5 separate regions of the Homo sapiens genome follow, and all the other regions are linked to region 4. Evidence: chromatin contacts called from ENCODE Hi-C or POLR2A ChIA-PET data. All regions are on one chromosome and are shown on one strand. Each heading gives the region's core, a stretch centred on a gene start or an enhancer-like site at or near the end of the contact. The rest is flanking DNA. Distances are from core to core; before and after follow the strand shown.

What was found. Hi-C counts contacts between places; a loop is a spot of excess contacts on that map. ChIA-PET counts read pairs that join two places held with the same protein, here RNA polymerase II (POLR2A). Pooled maps may share reads with other maps.
Region 1: a loop to region 4 is called in a map of B cell, with 13 times the contacts of the local background. The contact joins the promoter of ZNF141 here to the promoter of PCGF3-AS1 in region 4. A Hi-C loop is called at or near these places in 6 of 168 maps with a recorded cell type or tissue (B cell, CD4-positive, alpha-beta T cell, ascending aorta and 2 more), 18 of 37 single-sample maps with no recorded cell type and 23 of 50 pooled maps. POLR2A ChIA-PET finds 5 or more read pairs at or near these places in 1 of 52 experiments (H1).
Region 2: a pooled map shows a loop between it and region 4 (9-fold over the local background). The contact joins the enhancer-like site here to the promoter of PCGF3-AS1 in region 4. A Hi-C loop is called at or near these places in 1 of 37 single-sample maps with no recorded cell type and 7 of 50 pooled maps. POLR2A ChIA-PET finds 5 or more read pairs at or near these places in 1 of 52 experiments (WTC11).
Region 3: a pooled map shows a loop between it and region 4 (5-fold over the local background). The contact joins the enhancer-like site here to the promoter of PCGF3-AS1 in region 4. A Hi-C loop is called at or near these places in 3 of 37 single-sample maps with no recorded cell type and 9 of 50 pooled maps. POLR2A ChIA-PET finds 5 or more read pairs at or near these places in 1 of 52 experiments (K562).
Region 5: a loop to region 4 is called in a map of naive thymus-derived CD4-positive, alpha-beta T cell, with 4 times the contacts of the local background. The contact joins the enhancer-like site here to the promoter of PCGF3-AS1 in region 4. A Hi-C loop is called at or near these places in 3 of 168 maps with a recorded cell type or tissue (ascending aorta, endothelial cell of umbilical vein and naive thymus-derived CD4-positive, alpha-beta T cell) and 6 of 50 pooled maps. POLR2A ChIA-PET finds 5 or more read pairs at or near these places in 2 of 52 experiments (activated naive CD4-positive, alpha-beta T cell and naive thymus-derived CD4-positive, alpha-beta T cell).

Annotation. Positions count from the first base shown.
Region 1 is chr4:336,471-339,170 of GRCh38, forward strand. It overlaps ZNF141 (zinc finger protein 141), which reads left to right and starts at 1,344. Exons shown (of 4, transcript NM_003441.4): 1 at 1,344-1,516. The coding sequence starts at 1,514. RefSeq lists silencers at 54-113, 344-453 and enhancers at 468-983, 1,089-2,049, 1,094-1,193.
Region 2 is chr4:1,166,008-1,168,707 of GRCh38, forward strand. It overlaps SPON2 (spondin 2), which reads right to left. Exons shown (of 6, transcript NM_012445.4): 6 at 925-1,649. The coding sequence ends at 1,465. All of the region lies in intron 1 of LOC124900647 (nascent polypeptide-associated complex subunit alpha, muscle-specific form-like), which reads left to right. Among named protein-coding and RNA genes, the nearest start is that of SPON2, 5.2 kb to the right of the region's middle. RefSeq lists an enhancer at 1,054-1,303 and a silencer at 1,130-1,413. Within about 2 kb of position 1,329, at least 22 of the 41 ENCODE cell types and tissues checked have a DNase peak (open chromatin) inside an H3K27ac peak, as active enhancers do.
Region 3 is chr4:1,215,536-1,218,235 of GRCh38, forward strand. It overlaps CTBP1 (C-terminal binding protein 1), which reads right to left. Exons shown (of 10, transcript NM_001012614.2): 6 at 456-670. It overlaps CTBP1-AS (CTBP1 antisense RNA), which reads left to right. Exons shown (of 6, transcript NR_104331.1): 5 at 11-155; 6 at 424-2,700. Among named protein-coding and RNA genes, the nearest start is that of CTBP1-AS, 6.8 kb to the left of the region's middle. RefSeq lists a silencer at 1,672-1,741. Within about 2 kb of position 1,441, at least 9 of the 41 ENCODE cell types and tissues checked have a DNase peak (open chromatin) inside an H3K27ac peak, as active enhancers do.
Region 4 is chr4:780,425-783,124 of GRCh38, forward strand. It overlaps PCGF3-AS1 (PCGF3 antisense RNA 1), which reads right to left and starts at 1,425. Exons shown (of 3, transcript NR_171661.1): 1 at 1,348-1,425. LOC124900163 (chloride intracellular channel protein 6-like) reads right to left here and starts at 1,424. Exons shown (of 2, transcript XM_047416474.1): 1 at 1,348-1,424. RefSeq lists enhancers at 540-1,257, 1,258-1,974, 1,975-2,692 and silencers at 1,184-1,263, 1,364-1,713.
Region 5 is chr4:1,054,576-1,057,275 of GRCh38, forward strand. It overlaps a transcript of RNF212 not described here. Among named protein-coding and RNA genes, the nearest start is that of FGFRL1, 44 kb to the left of the region's middle. Within about 2 kb of position 1,381, at least 11 of the 41 ENCODE cell types and tissues checked have a DNase peak (open chromatin) inside an H3K27ac peak, as active enhancers do.

The DNA of each region.
Region 1 (2,700 bases), core at 94-2,593, 440 kb before region 4:
TCCTGGGCGTGTCCTGGGTTCTGACCCACCCGCGACGCCAGCTGCCCGCGCCCGGAGCGGATGGGCCTGGCCCGGCTCCACCCCGCGGGGCTCCGCGGCTCAACGGGTCGCCCAGGGGCGCGGGCCCGGCTTCGTCCTCGACGGTGTCCGCCCCGGCCCTGGCTAGGCCGACGGCAGCCGGGTCCGGGTGGGGCTCGGGCTCGGGGCGCGCCCCTCCCATCTCTCCAGGGTCCGCGTCCTCGCTGCCGCCAGGTCCCGCCGAGATCCCCGGTGGCCCCGGCTCCAGCGGCTGCAGCGTCGCCATCGCCGGGCAGACCCCGGCCGACCTCAAAGCGACCGCGCGGTGGGGCCGGCGGGGACTGGGGCTGCGCAGCGCGGCCTGGGGTGGGGGCGGCGGGGCCCCCAGGAGCTCCTGGGAACCGAGGGTCCTGGGGCGGTCCCGCCCCGCACAGCTCCGGGTGAGCTTGGGGAGGGAGACACACTCTCAGCCCACCTCGCCCCGCCCGACAGCGCTCCGAGTCCTGAGTCCCCTCACCCCCATTCTACAGACACGAAGGTGAAGCCAAAGACGGGACGCTCACTTCCTGAGAATTTGCTGCCTGCTGCGTGGACACCACCGACCTATTGTTTACAGCGGTCAGGGACCCGCCCCCCAGACCCCCAGGACCGCGCTTCCGGGGGAGGAGGGTGTCCTCAGCAACGGTGACCCGCACCAAAGCCCTCCTCACCGGGGTCACCGCCACAGCCGGTGCGAGGCCCGCAGGGCGCTGGGGATGCGCGACCGACTCCCGTGAACCTGCTCCTCGCGCGTCAGGGAGAGCTGTGCACCCAACTAGGCTCTGTGAGGACGGACTGAGGTCGGCCTGCAGGCTGCGGCCCCGAAGGCAGGATTTGTGGAGAGATGATTCGCGAGCCTTGGAGGAAGGATGGGCTGTGCGTGCGTGGGTGCGTGCGTGTGTGTGTGTGTGTGTCTGTGACTTTTGTATGTTTATGTGAGACTGCGTACGTGCGCGCGTCTGTGTGTGCGCGCGCGCGTATATGTCTGTGTGTGTGCGTGCGTGTATAATTTCTAAATGGACGTCACCTTACACATCACAAGGTTAAAAAATGACCCCTGGGCTGTGCCAGGCCAAGCACGAAGAGAAAGCCCCGCCTGAAACTGCCTGGAGGCCCCCCGGCTGTCACTCTCGCCACATTCCGTGGAGTATGTGGTTGCAACTTCTGTCACTCAAGGTCTGATGGCGGGGAGATTGGAGCCGTATCCAATCAGCGCACTGGAGTGAAAACTGCCCAATCAGGCACGCAGCCAGAGAGGAGGCGGTGGCTTCCGGGATGTGGCGCGGGTCTTTGCGTCTGGCTACTACCAGACCGCGGGTTAGGGGCTTCATCTCTCTGCGTTCTCAGTTGTGGGAGGCCTTGGTGATTCGGCCACAGCTCAGCCTCCGTCGCTCTGTGACCTGCGGGTATTGGATGATTGGTAGCTAAGACTCCCGAATACTTCAGAAGTGGGGAAATGGTGAGTGTGCGGGGCAGGGCGTCCCAAGGCTGAGGAGGTCTCATCGGAGCTGGCGGGAAATGGCGGCGGGACCGAGTCTGCGAACGGAGTCCCCGCTGCCGCCGCTCAGCCCTGGGGCCTCAGTACCCTCCGGTGAGGGACCTGGGCTCCTGTCGGTCCCCGCACAGCGGCTCTGGCCCAGCCTGCAGCCCTCCTTGTGCAGCTCTGCGCCCGCAGCCCCGCACCTTCCCCAGGCTGTGGGGTGAGGAGTAGCTTATCTGGAAGCCGCCCGCGCGGCGTGCGCGATGCCGGCGTGGGAGGAGCTGTGGGAGAAGCTGTGGTCTGGGGATCCCGTCCCTGCTTTACCCTGTTCGGAATGAGATCGAGGCCCCATCAAAACAGAGTTCATGTGAGCAAATGGGGACTCATTAATGGGACAGCGCCGGCCGTGGCTCGTGGTTTGGGGGCTGCCAGCGGGTCTTGAAGGAAAAGCTTTTGTGAGGTGTGTGAGGAAGCGAAGCAAATCACCCGCCCGCTCCAACTTGCCCACCAGTCTCCTTGCCCTGTGCGCCTCCTCCGCGTGGCTGTTCCTGAGTGGCATCTTTTAGAATACGCTAGTGTGGGCGCGCACAGCGCTTCGCTGAGTTCTGTGAGTAGTTCTGTCATATTATTGAACTTGAGGAGGGTGTGGGCCCCTGGTTTGTAGACAGGTGTTCAGAAATGAAGACGGGTGTCCAGAGGCAGGGACTGGCGTCTGCAGGGGGGCAGCTGCGGGAAGAGCGCTGAGCTTGTGGGGTCTGTGCTGACTCCGGGTGGTGTCGTTAGTGAGTTGTTGGACAGCCCGTTGGGGTCGGAGCATTGACTGGTGTTGAGCAAACTCCTCACGTTTCCTGTCAGAAGAAAGACATGGCTGAGCCTGGGCTGGAGGGAGTCGCAGGTGTCCGCGGGAGACCAGCCGGGTTCTGCACATGCACTGTCCTGCTGCGCACTGTTCTGTTCCTCCAGGTCTCCTCCCGGGGAGAGAGGGCGCTGAGAACTTGGAGGAAAGGAGTTCTGAGAAACATCCCTTCCCTGCACCCTGCTGCCAGCCCCCACCCAATGCTAACCCACTCCTGAGCCCGCCCATTGGGCATTCGCACGGCCACACTTGTCCCAGGACAGGGTTCTACCCTCAGGAATTGTGCCCATGGCAGCTTTGCTCCTAG
Region 2 (2,700 bases), core at 79-2,578, 390 kb after region 4:
GGGGCCTCCTGGCATTGTCAGTCCCAGGAACCTTAAGAAAACTTTAAGCCAGGGGTTTTTCAGATCTCCACGTCACCTCAGAGCTCATGCGCCCGTGAGCTTGGGCTTAGTTCATTGTTTTCAAGGATGGTGGGCGGGGATGGCGTGCAGGGTGGTGGGAGCTGGGCCTGGGGTCTGGTTCTAGAAGCATCAGGGCTGGAGGGCCTTAGACAGTTACGAGGAAGGGTCGTCTACCAGGCCTCGGTGAGAGAAGTGAGCCCCCACCTTCCAGTCACTGGGAGAGGACTGAAGAAGCAGCCATCCCCCAAGCATCTCCATCCTCAAACCACACAGAGCTCCCGCCCAGGCACTGAGAGGGCCCTGGGGTTCCACCAGGTGAGTGGCACTGGTGGGGAGGCCTGGGGACCCCTGCTGCAGAAAGGGCCACGACAGATTACAGTGAGCCCCTGAGGACATCTTTGAGGTTGGGGCCTCTGAGCTCAGGTCTCAGGAGGTGTCTGCTGGTGGCCTGATGGGCTGCGAGGGTCTTGGTGGTCAGTGGCCCCCCCATGAACAGCAGCAATGCAAGCTGCTCCCACAGAGGAGGGGGCAGAGTGAGGGCTTCTGGGGCCTCGTCCGGATCTCAAGGTGCCCCTTGTCTGAGCTTCTGATCGTCCTGTGGGCAGGCGCGTGCCTGCCGGGTTTGTGGATGCATCTGACATGCCATTTGCTGTGTCTTCTGAAATCCTGTATGGGCCAGGGGTGGCGTCTGTTGTGGGGAGATCTGTAGGTCTCAGGCCTGCCTCCCACACACACACAGAGCACGTGCCTCATGGCCCTGACGGCAGCACCAGGCGCCTTCTGAATGTGTGTCCCCAATTAGCGCACACCACGGGTCCCTGCACTGCACGGGGCCCAGAACAAGTGTGGGGACAGCCAGGGACATTTGTGAGCAACAGAGATAGTCTTTATTCAAACGCAGAGAGATCCATAACATGGAAACACTGACGCTTCCGAAACCGCCCCATTTATTCACTTCTCAAGTGGCCCCCGCTTGGATGCGCCCTCGGGAGAGTGGGCTCAGCACAGCCTAGAGCACCAGGTCTGAGGTATCTGCAACCACGTGGGAGCCAGGCCCCTGGACGATGAAGGACAATCTCCTGGAGCAGCAATAACTTATAAGGAGACATAATTTAGAGTAGCTGGAGCCTTGGGGATGACTTTATCCTGCAGGAGGAGGAGGCTGAGAGCAGACGGGACACGGGGGCCCCTAAGAAGCAAGGTTGGGAAAGGAGGAGGCTGTTTCCCAATGCCCGTGCCGGCCACCAGAGGGCCCTTCAGTGCAGAGATGGTCGGCGCGGCCTCACCGCGGTCAGGAGCAGCGCGAAACCCCCTGTGCCCTCGGCCGCCTGCAGCATGAGCCTGCACAGGAGCCCCCGACACCCCATGGCTCCGGGGGGCCCCAGGGGCTGCGGGGCTCTGGTCTTAGACGCAGTTATCAGGGACGCACTCAGCCTCTTCTTCGAGCTCGGGGCAGGGGCTCCCGTTGTTGGCGGGCTGGACCCGGACGTAGCGAGTCCTGCTCTTGGTCCCGAGCCTCCCACAGTGGCCTCCGCACAGTCCCCAGGACGACCACAGGGAGACCTCGCAGTCCAGCGGCGTTTCTGGAACTGGACCAAGCAAAGGGGAGACCGAGGTGAACGCTCGCGTGAAGAGGCGCTTCGTACAAACGGAAGCCACCTCCCACCAACGTGTGCATTCATCAGAGGCCACGCCCACCCTTCGGGGGCACTTGCGTTTCTCCGCACAGTCGCAGAGTGAGCGGCAAGATGGGATGGCACCATAGCAACCTCGGACACAACCTAGGGACTGGAGTTGCGCGTTTCTACGTAAGAGCCGGAGCTGCCGCTCAAGTCCCTGTGGTGGTGGAACTCCCACATCGTGGCAGAGTAAGGGGCCCCTGGGAACCCCGTGGGAACCCCGGGAGAGGGCGGACACCCCTGCTGTAGAAAGCTGCTCTGCCCGAGCCTGGACCCAGCTGCTACATTTACCCGAATAACAGACAGGGGCACCTGATTAGCTGTCTTGCGGGACCTGGACCCCCCACAGGACTCAGACCTTTTCAGTATCGTTCTCGTTTCCCTGTGTCCCATCTGGTTCCATAATTTTCATAAATTTAAAAATCATCATTTGGTGTTATGGTTAAGTCACTTGGTAATTTCCATGTTTCCAAAGCAAAGTGAAAACACCTCTTTTGCACCCCACAGGCCAAGCCAGCCAGATGGACAGTGTTTCTCTGGCTGTGTGGCCCAGAGCGGGCAGCCCCTAAGGAGGCCAGGAGCCCCGCCTCACTCTGCCGTGCACGGGAGGACAGTCAGCAAGGGCTCGGCTCTCCTCACAAATCTGCGAGTACCCTGCTGCCAGCTTTGTGGCTACTGAAGGATGAGAGAGAGTGGAGAAGGGGGTCAATGTGCAGGTGCAGTGCCTGGACTGGTCTGGAAGCCCTGGCCAGGCCCACACCTGGAGCAGCCCTCTCCAGAGATGCAGGAACAGGGCTTGCAAAGACCTTGGGCGCTGAGGCTTCGCAGGGGCACTGGTGTAGAAGCCAGAGAGCCAGGGCCCCGGGCAGCCCACCTGGGGAGCACACAGAGCTGCTGGCAGATCCCAGCACCCCCCAGCTTCCTGACTGAAACCGAGGTGGTGGGAGCGCCCCTGCCCTGG
Region 3 (2,700 bases), core at 191-2,690, 440 kb after region 4:
CCCGTTCCAGCTGCAGATGTCAGAGGCCGACCTGAGCACAGCCCTTTCCAGCTGCAGATGTCAGAGGCCGACCTGAGCACAGCCCGTTCCAGCTGCAGATGTGAAACCTGAACCTGGCAGCACGGAAGTCACAAGGGCCGACCCAACGCCCCCAGGTAGCTGCATCTGTCCCCACTGTGACAACAGCAAGGGCTTCAGGGGAATTTGGTGTTCAAAGGTATGAGGTTCTGTCTTGTCCAGAGAGTATTTTAGATGTCCTGAGTAGAACTCAGAACACAGAAAACGCTGTCTGGGCAGACAGGGCTTCCCCCAGCAGGGCTGGCAGCCGCCGCCATGTGGCTCGCTGAAGGCAGGGTCTTGCCCAGGTGCAGATGGCTGCTGGGAGGGACCTGCCTGACACCCCCACCTGTACCTGCCCCGCAGAAGTAGAGTCCTGTGTCCCCGGCTCCACGCACCTGCTTGACGGTGAAGTCGTTGATGAGGTGGTGGTTGTGCTCGTTGAGGCCGCAGTGCAGGGTCACGCAGTCGCTGTGGAAGAGCAGGTCCTGCAGGGTGCTGACACGCTGCAGCCCCAGCGCCCGCTCCACGCCATCCGACAAGTAAGGGTCGTAGAAGAGCACGTTGAAGCCGAAGGCCTTGGCCCGCAGCGCCACTGCCTGCCCCACGCGACCTGGTGGCGTCAAGACACAGTGTGAGACCCTTGCTCACCCGTGGCCGGGAGGCCGGCCCCGAAAGCCAGGGTCGGAGTGGCCTCTGTGCCTCAGTTTGACCATCTGCCAAGGATGACACCAGCTGTGGTCAAGCCAAGGTGCCCACGCACGCTCCACACGAGCGCTCCACGTCCGCTCCAACGCGCCCACTGCCAAGGCGGAGGAGATGCACAGGGGTGGAAAGGGTACACTAGCCCCTCGGCCCACACCAGCTGCCAGCCACACCACTCCCCTGCAGCCTGTCCACAGGACGTGACATGAACCACTCAGTGTCAAACGGACTGGTCAGTGGGTCTCCACCCACCCAACACATGTCCTCCGTGCCCAGGCCCCTCCGCTGGCCTTTCGATCCACCCATCAATGTTTCCGGCATCTCAATTCCAGCCACCACTACGTGGAGACGGCAAAGGGGGCAGGAGGGAAACTTCCAGACCAGGGAGGCCCCGCTGGGCTCAGGTCCTGACCCCTTCGAGTGGAGCGGCAGAGAAAGCCATCCCAGGCAGACGTGCCTGCCCCCACCCCAGCAGTCCAAGGCTGGCACGGGTCCCAGCACAGGAGCCGTGGAGCTTGAGCCACCGTGTCTGGCTGGGGCCGGCTCCTCCTCGGGGAAGGGTCTGCAGAGTGCTCGTGCCCACTGTGAGCCAACAGCATGGCTGCAAAGGACACAGGACCCCAAGCCCGCGAACGTGGTGTCTCCTGCATTGCCTCAGAGGGAACCGCTACACAGGAAGGAAGCAGGTTGAGCGCCGGGGCGGGTGGGAAGTGGGCGCAGTTTCAAAGGCGGCAGCCAGGGCAGGCCTCCCTGAGAAGACCAAGCTTGCTGGAGACATAAGGGGACAGGAAGGGAGCCAGAGAGCTGGAACAACACGTGCGAGGGGCCCGCGGCGGCCTGAGGGCCAAGGAGACCAGACCGCCAGGCACACAGGGTGGCCGGACGTGGCCCAAACGCCCAGGGGACCCCCAGTCACTCTGGGAAGAGGACTGGGGGAGGCTGGGAGGCCAGTCAGAAGAGCTGAGGACCGTCTAAACGCACTACATCCTAGAAAGGGAGGCGCCTGTTCTACGAGAAGGAACATGGTGGCTCCTTCCATCCCCAGGGACGAGGCTGCTGCAGGAGGGAGGAGGGCTCGGCAGGCGGAGGTGGGAGCAGCAGTTCTGAGGGTTGCAGCCACGGCCGGAGTACCCGGGCAGCTCCCCAGGTGCAGAACAGCCCGTCTGTCAACGCCCCCTGCCAGGGATCCCACCAAATGGGGAGGAAGAGAACACAGGCAGACACAGAGAAAGGCGTCTCCCACAGCGCAGAAGGCGGACGACACGCTGTTTCCCACTGCGCACAACACAAAGCCCCGGAAGTCGGGCTGCCGGTGGCGAAAACCAGCTAAAGCCGCGGGCCGGCGCCGGCCACGCCTGACACGGGAGAGCAGCGGCTGTTCGGGGCGAGACCATTCTTCACTTCTGTCTCTGCCATTCTCTTCCACATGATGTCTGGCTTAGGATAAGAAATTATGATGATGCAGGTGAAGAGACAGGAGGATGTAGTTTCTAATTAGAACAAAACACTGGAAGCGGACAGACGCACAGATGACCGAGGCTGGAATCAGCCAGCAAAACCTCTTAATAACTACTATAAACATGCTCAGAGATGACAACAAGTGTGGATGTAAACAGCAGAAAAATGGAGGCTTCCGGAAGATGAATGGTAACTCTATAAAGAACCACATAGAAATTCCAGAACGAAAACATCCCTCTGAAACGGAACTCCCTGGACAAAGCTAACTGCAAGAAAAGGATCGGGAGCTTGAAGGGAGGGGCTCAAAGTCAGCAGATGGCATCCAAACAGAAGCAGAGAGAAAAGAATTTAAAAAATAAATTTTAAAGAACAGGCCTTGGTGGCTGACGCCTGTAATCCCAGCACTCTGGGAGGCTGAGGTGGGCGGATCACAAGGTCAGGAGTTCGAGACCAGCCTGGCCAACATGGTGAAACCCCGTC
Region 4 (2,700 bases), core at 175-2,674:
AGTGATCCGCCCGCCTCTGCCTCCCAAAGTGCTGGGATTATAGGTGTGAGCCACCGCGCCCAGCCTGTGTTGTTTTTTAAATCATTTCCAGGCTCATGGTGTATACCTTCTGCGCCAGTCCTAGGTGAATTTCTCCTGGTTGGTGAGTTTTCATTGTTTACCTCTGCTCACACAGGGACTCGAGGAGGGAGACTAGGACTCAGAGTCCTCCTTCATCTTGTCACTTCTCTAAACAATTACTTTTTGTTGAAGACGCCATGTAAGCTGGAATTCAAAGCCATCTCTTTGAACAACTGTGTGAAATAATCGTGCTAAACTGTTATTCTCCTTTAATCGTTCCAACCAAGCACCCACGGGGGCCATTATTCCTCTCCTACAACTGCAAGGCAGTGCCTCACCAACTAGCTTTGTTCCTGAGGCAAGCGGCAGGAACCCCTCTGCTTTCCTCAGTGAGCAAGCGGCCCCTGACCCTGGCGAGTGAGTTTTCTCTTCACAGCCCCCTGTCCCTGCTGCCCACTGAGCCAGCCAGCCCGAGGGTGGAAAAGTCATTCTGGCTCTAAGCTTCCAGCACAGTCCGGGAGACCACACGGGTCCTGGGGAGGGTGGCTAAGCCCGAGGGGCTTTATAGGATGAGTCACAAGAAAGTCCATCTGGTGGGCCCTCCCTGACTCCCCTCCACTGTCCCCGGCTCACGGCGAGGAAGGCAAGGCTGGTGGGGGGGACAGGAAAGGGCTGGGGTCTCTCCCCACCTCCACTGCCAACGCCCTGCAGACCCCCAGGCCACAGCCTTTCCCGGGGCTCCCCCAAGGTATGGGAGGTGGGGCGGGTCCAGTTTACGCTGGTTTCAAAGAAGTGAGAGCGCCCCGCCGCCATGTCATGGAGGGTCCCGCGCCCCCACCCCTTGCCTGGGGTCGTGTGTGGGCAGCCGCAGAAAGCGCCCCGACGGCAGGAGCGGGGTTCCAGGCTGAGACCGGGCCTCGGCGGCGCCCCTTCCTGCCGGGAGTGGCGCATCCCAGGACCCACAGACAAACAGGGCCAGCCAGGGTCACCCGGAGCGCGAAGGCCGGCTATGGGCTTAGGGTGGGGTCTGGTCCCTACGGCCGGCCTAGGGGGAACGCGGGACAGGAGAAGGTCTGGGAAAAACCTGCTTCCGAGGCCTCGGCTTCGGGGCGTCCTCCTGAGCTGGCGCCAGCCCGCAGCGGGGCCGGGCAGGGACGCCGGCCTAACGGTGGGGACCGGCAGGGCCTGGGGGCAGGACGAGACAAGCACACAACCGACGGGGCGGGGCCAGGCGAGGGCACGGGGCCGAAGAAGCTTCTGCCAGGCCCGAGACCCGCACTTAGTTACCTGAGAAGGCGGGAAGGTGCGGCCGCGGGGTGAGCGGCGGACTGACCCAGCTCCAGCGCCTCTGCAGAGGCTTGCAATGGCGTCTCTCGGGCTCTGATTGGTCAGGCCTCCACACGTGAGCCTCTAGGAGCCAATCATGTCGGCCCACCTAGCATGCGCTGATTGGCTCAGGCTGGCCAGGGGCGGGCGCGGTCCTTCCACGGCCCGGTCCCCGCTCCCTTCCCCAGGCCCGGAGGCCCCGCCCGAGCGGCTCCGCTGGGGGCGGTTCTGCTGGAGAGGACGGATCTGCTGGGGAGATGGATATCCTGGAGGGGCGGATCTACTCGGGGGGCGGGTCTGCTGGGAAGGCCGGATCTGCTGTGAGGGGCGGGTCTTCTGGAGGGGCCGATCTGCTGAGGGGGCCGGATCTGCTGCCTGACAGGGCTTCCTGGCCTGGGGAGGAGGCCGTGTCTGGAGCTTGAAAGCCGGCCCCGCTGTGTTCAAGATACAGTCAAACGTTCAGAAGGAGGAGACTCCGGGGGCAGGGTGGTGCCCAGCCAGTGCATGGGGCCAGGGCCACGCTGGTGGCACCCAGGCAGCGCTGCCTCCTGGCTCTCGAATGGCTGTTCTCTGCCCAGAATGCTCTCCCACGGGACACGCGCCTCCCTCCGGGTCTGTGCACGTCACTCTGACAGAGAGGCCCCCTGACCACTCATGAAATAGTAACCCTAACCATTGCTCTCTGCTCCCTGTCCTGCTTGATTTTCCTCCAGGGCAAACACCGCCACTTCCATGTTTATCATCTGTCCTCCATCACTAGGAAAACCAGTTCCAGGAGGGAGGGACTAGTATTCCCAGCCCCTAGAACAGAGCAGCGCATATCACAGGGGCTCAGTAAACATCTGGGGAGGAGTGCCATTCCCAGGAGGCCTCAGACCCCGTCACCTGAGATGAGAGCTGGATCCCGGAGAAGCTCAGGTCTGACCCAGCATTCATTGCTGTAGGAAGGGCTCGTCTAGACTCCAAGGGAGCCGGGTGCGGTGGCTCACGCCTGAAATCCCAGCACTTCGGAAGGCCGAGGCGGGCGGATCACCAGGTCAGGAGATCCAGACCATCCTGGCTAACACGGTGAAACCCCGTCTCTACTAAAAATACAAAAAATTAGCCGGGCGTGGTGGCGGGTGCCTGTAGTCCCAGCTACTCGGGAGGCTGAGGCAGGAGAATGGTGTGAACTTGGGAGCGGAGCTTGCAGTGAGCCGAGATCGCACCACTGCACTCCATCCTGGGGGACAGAGAGAGACTCTGTCTCAAAAAAAAAAGACTCCAAGGGAAAGCTGCCTGGGTCGTGACCTGGCACGTCCAAGTCGCTGCTTA
Region 5 (2,700 bases), core at 131-2,630, 270 kb after region 4:
ATAGTCAGCTCATAGAGGGGAAAGTCAGCTCCCAGAGGGGATAGTCAGCTCCCGGAGGGGACAGTCAGCTCCCAGAAGGGATAGTCAGCTCATAGAGGGGACAGTCAGCTCCCAGCAGAGGGGACAGTCAGCTCCCGGCAGAGGGGACAGTCAGCTCCCGGAGGGGAAAGTCAGCTCCCGGAGGGGACAGTCAACTCACAGAGAGGACAGCCAGCTCCCAGCAGAGGGGACAGTCAGCTCCTGGCAGAGGGGACAGTCAGCTCCCAGAGGGGACAGTCAGCTGCCAGAGGGGACAGTCAGCTCCCGGAGGGGAAAGTCAGCTCCCGGAAGGGACAGTCAGCTCCCGGAGGGAACAGTCAGCTCCTGGAGGGGACAGTCAGCTCCCGGAGGGGACAGTCAACTCACAGAGGGGACAGCCAGCTCCCAGCAGAGGGGACAGTCAGCTCCTGGCAGAGGGGACAGTCAGCTCCCAGAGGGAACAGTCAGCTCCTGGAGGGGACAGTCAGCTCCCGGCAGAGGGGACAGTCAGCTCCCGGAGGGGATAGTCAGCTCCCGGAAGGGACAGTCAACTCACAGAGAGGACAGCCAGCTCCCAGCAGAGGGGACAGTCAGCTCCTGGCAGAGGGGACAGTCAGCTCCCGGAGGGGACAGTCAGCTGCCAGAGGGGACAGTCAGCTCCCGGAGGGGAAAGTCAGCTCCCGGAAGGGATAGTCAGCTCCCGGAGGGGAAAGTCAGCTCCCGGAGGGGACAGTCAACTCACAGAGGGGACAGCCAGCTCCCAGCAGAGGGGACAGTCAGCTCCTGGCAGAGGGGACAGTCAGCTCCTGGAGGGGACAGTCAGCTCCCGGCAGAGGGGACAGTCAGCTCCCGGAGGGGATAGTCAGCTCCCAGAGGGGACAGTCAATCCGGGACAGCCATGAATGCCATGACTTCCAGAAGGACATGGGCACCCTCTGTCCAGCAGCCCAGGCATCCTGGCATCTGGAGGGCCCAGGGGAGGCGCCTGGGAGGCTGCTGTGAAGGCAGGGACGCCTCACCTGAAATAAAGTCTCTGTGTGCAGCCCGGCAGTGCCTCAGCTCCGCCTGCAGTGAAGGTGAGGATTCTCCTGCTTCACGTGGTGGTCGGCTGCTGTTAACTCGGTTAACTCGAGTGAGATAACAAAGTTCTTTGACACTTTTTAGGTAAATGCAAACTAAAAGATTAGAACTAACCCCATAAGCCTCTTTTCCAACCCTGTGTGGTCCCGGCTGGCGGGAGAGACCTGGGCTCTGAGACTCTCTGGGAGCCACGTGCACGGGGGCGTCTCCTGCAGGAGACCCCACCCTCCTGACGGATGAGGAGGCTCCACCCACGCAGGCCGCATCTGCAGGGTGAGCTCAGGCCCGGAATTCATCTCTGGACCTGACGGAGATTCACCCGCTGAAGCCGGCATCACAGGCCCGCTGTGAGTACTGTGTGACCAGAATGCGTAGTAATCACCTAACGCAGGATGTGGCGGCGCCGACCCACGCTGCGTGCGCACCCCACAGCAGCCCTGTCTCCCCCGCGAGCTGCAGCCGGAACCTTCTAACAGGAACTCAACAGGCAGGTGTTCGTTTTGCCTCCAGCATCAACATTTTAAGGAAGTTCCAAGTTAAGAGTAAAGTTGCAAACATATCACATGTATGCTCGTCCTGATAATCAGAAAAATACTTTATTCCACTACATTACTTAATTATTTCAACAAGAGGGAAAGTACAGTCGCACTGGCTGTCTAACGTACACATGCTGGTGGGCACGAAGGCTGGAGGACTGGAAGGGGGCAGAGCGGGTGGCTGGGTGCTCATCTTTCAGGTGTCACTGCCCCAAGGTGAGCAGGTCCCGCAGGAGGCATGGAAGTCGCGGTAAAAACACAACTTTGTCTTTGAAATGACTTCAAAACTTCACACTGTTGAGGAAAATGAGGGTGCACATGTTACATACAAAAAATAAGGTGGGGAGAAGAGTTTATTCACTAAAATGTGTATTTTAAAAAATTCAGATGTCATCTTAGTATTTTCAGAGTATTATCAATATGTTTAAGTCATAATTTTCGAAATTCACAATGAATATAAAAGTGAACATTACTGCGTTTCTGAACAACTAAGGCAAAACTCAGAAACACAACTCTTGAGAACGTTTAGAGCTCCATGGCTGCCCTTGGCACACACTCAGTTAAAGAGCTTCTTTACACACGCACTTTCCCAAGAGCATTTTCTTCCTGAGGCTGGCTGAGCACTTGCCTAAACACTGCCTCTGCAGCAGGCTGGGGATGCTGATGGGCGGCCGGGGGGGCAGCCTGGCCTGGGAGCCCCCGAAGCTTGGAGAGTCCCCTCTTCCTGCTCTCCCTGGTAACTGTGGTGTTGGCGTTAGTGGGGGTCCCTTGTAGGGAATTTGCAGAGGTGGAATCCTAATAAATTCAAGAAACACAACATCATGAATGCTCGGAGCATCTCTGGTGACACGGTAGTTACAGCACTGGCCGTTTTGTGGTTTTAAAGGCCTGGATTCAAAGGCATCTCTGAGAACCTCGGAGCAGCACGCACACCCCCGCCCGGCGGCCAGCAGAAGATGTGGACCGATGCTGCAGGGCCCGTGGGCACCCAGGAGGGTCGACAACCCAGGCCAGCGGGGACGGGAGGTGGGGGCGTGAGAGAACGCTGAGGCCTGCAGGCAGCCAG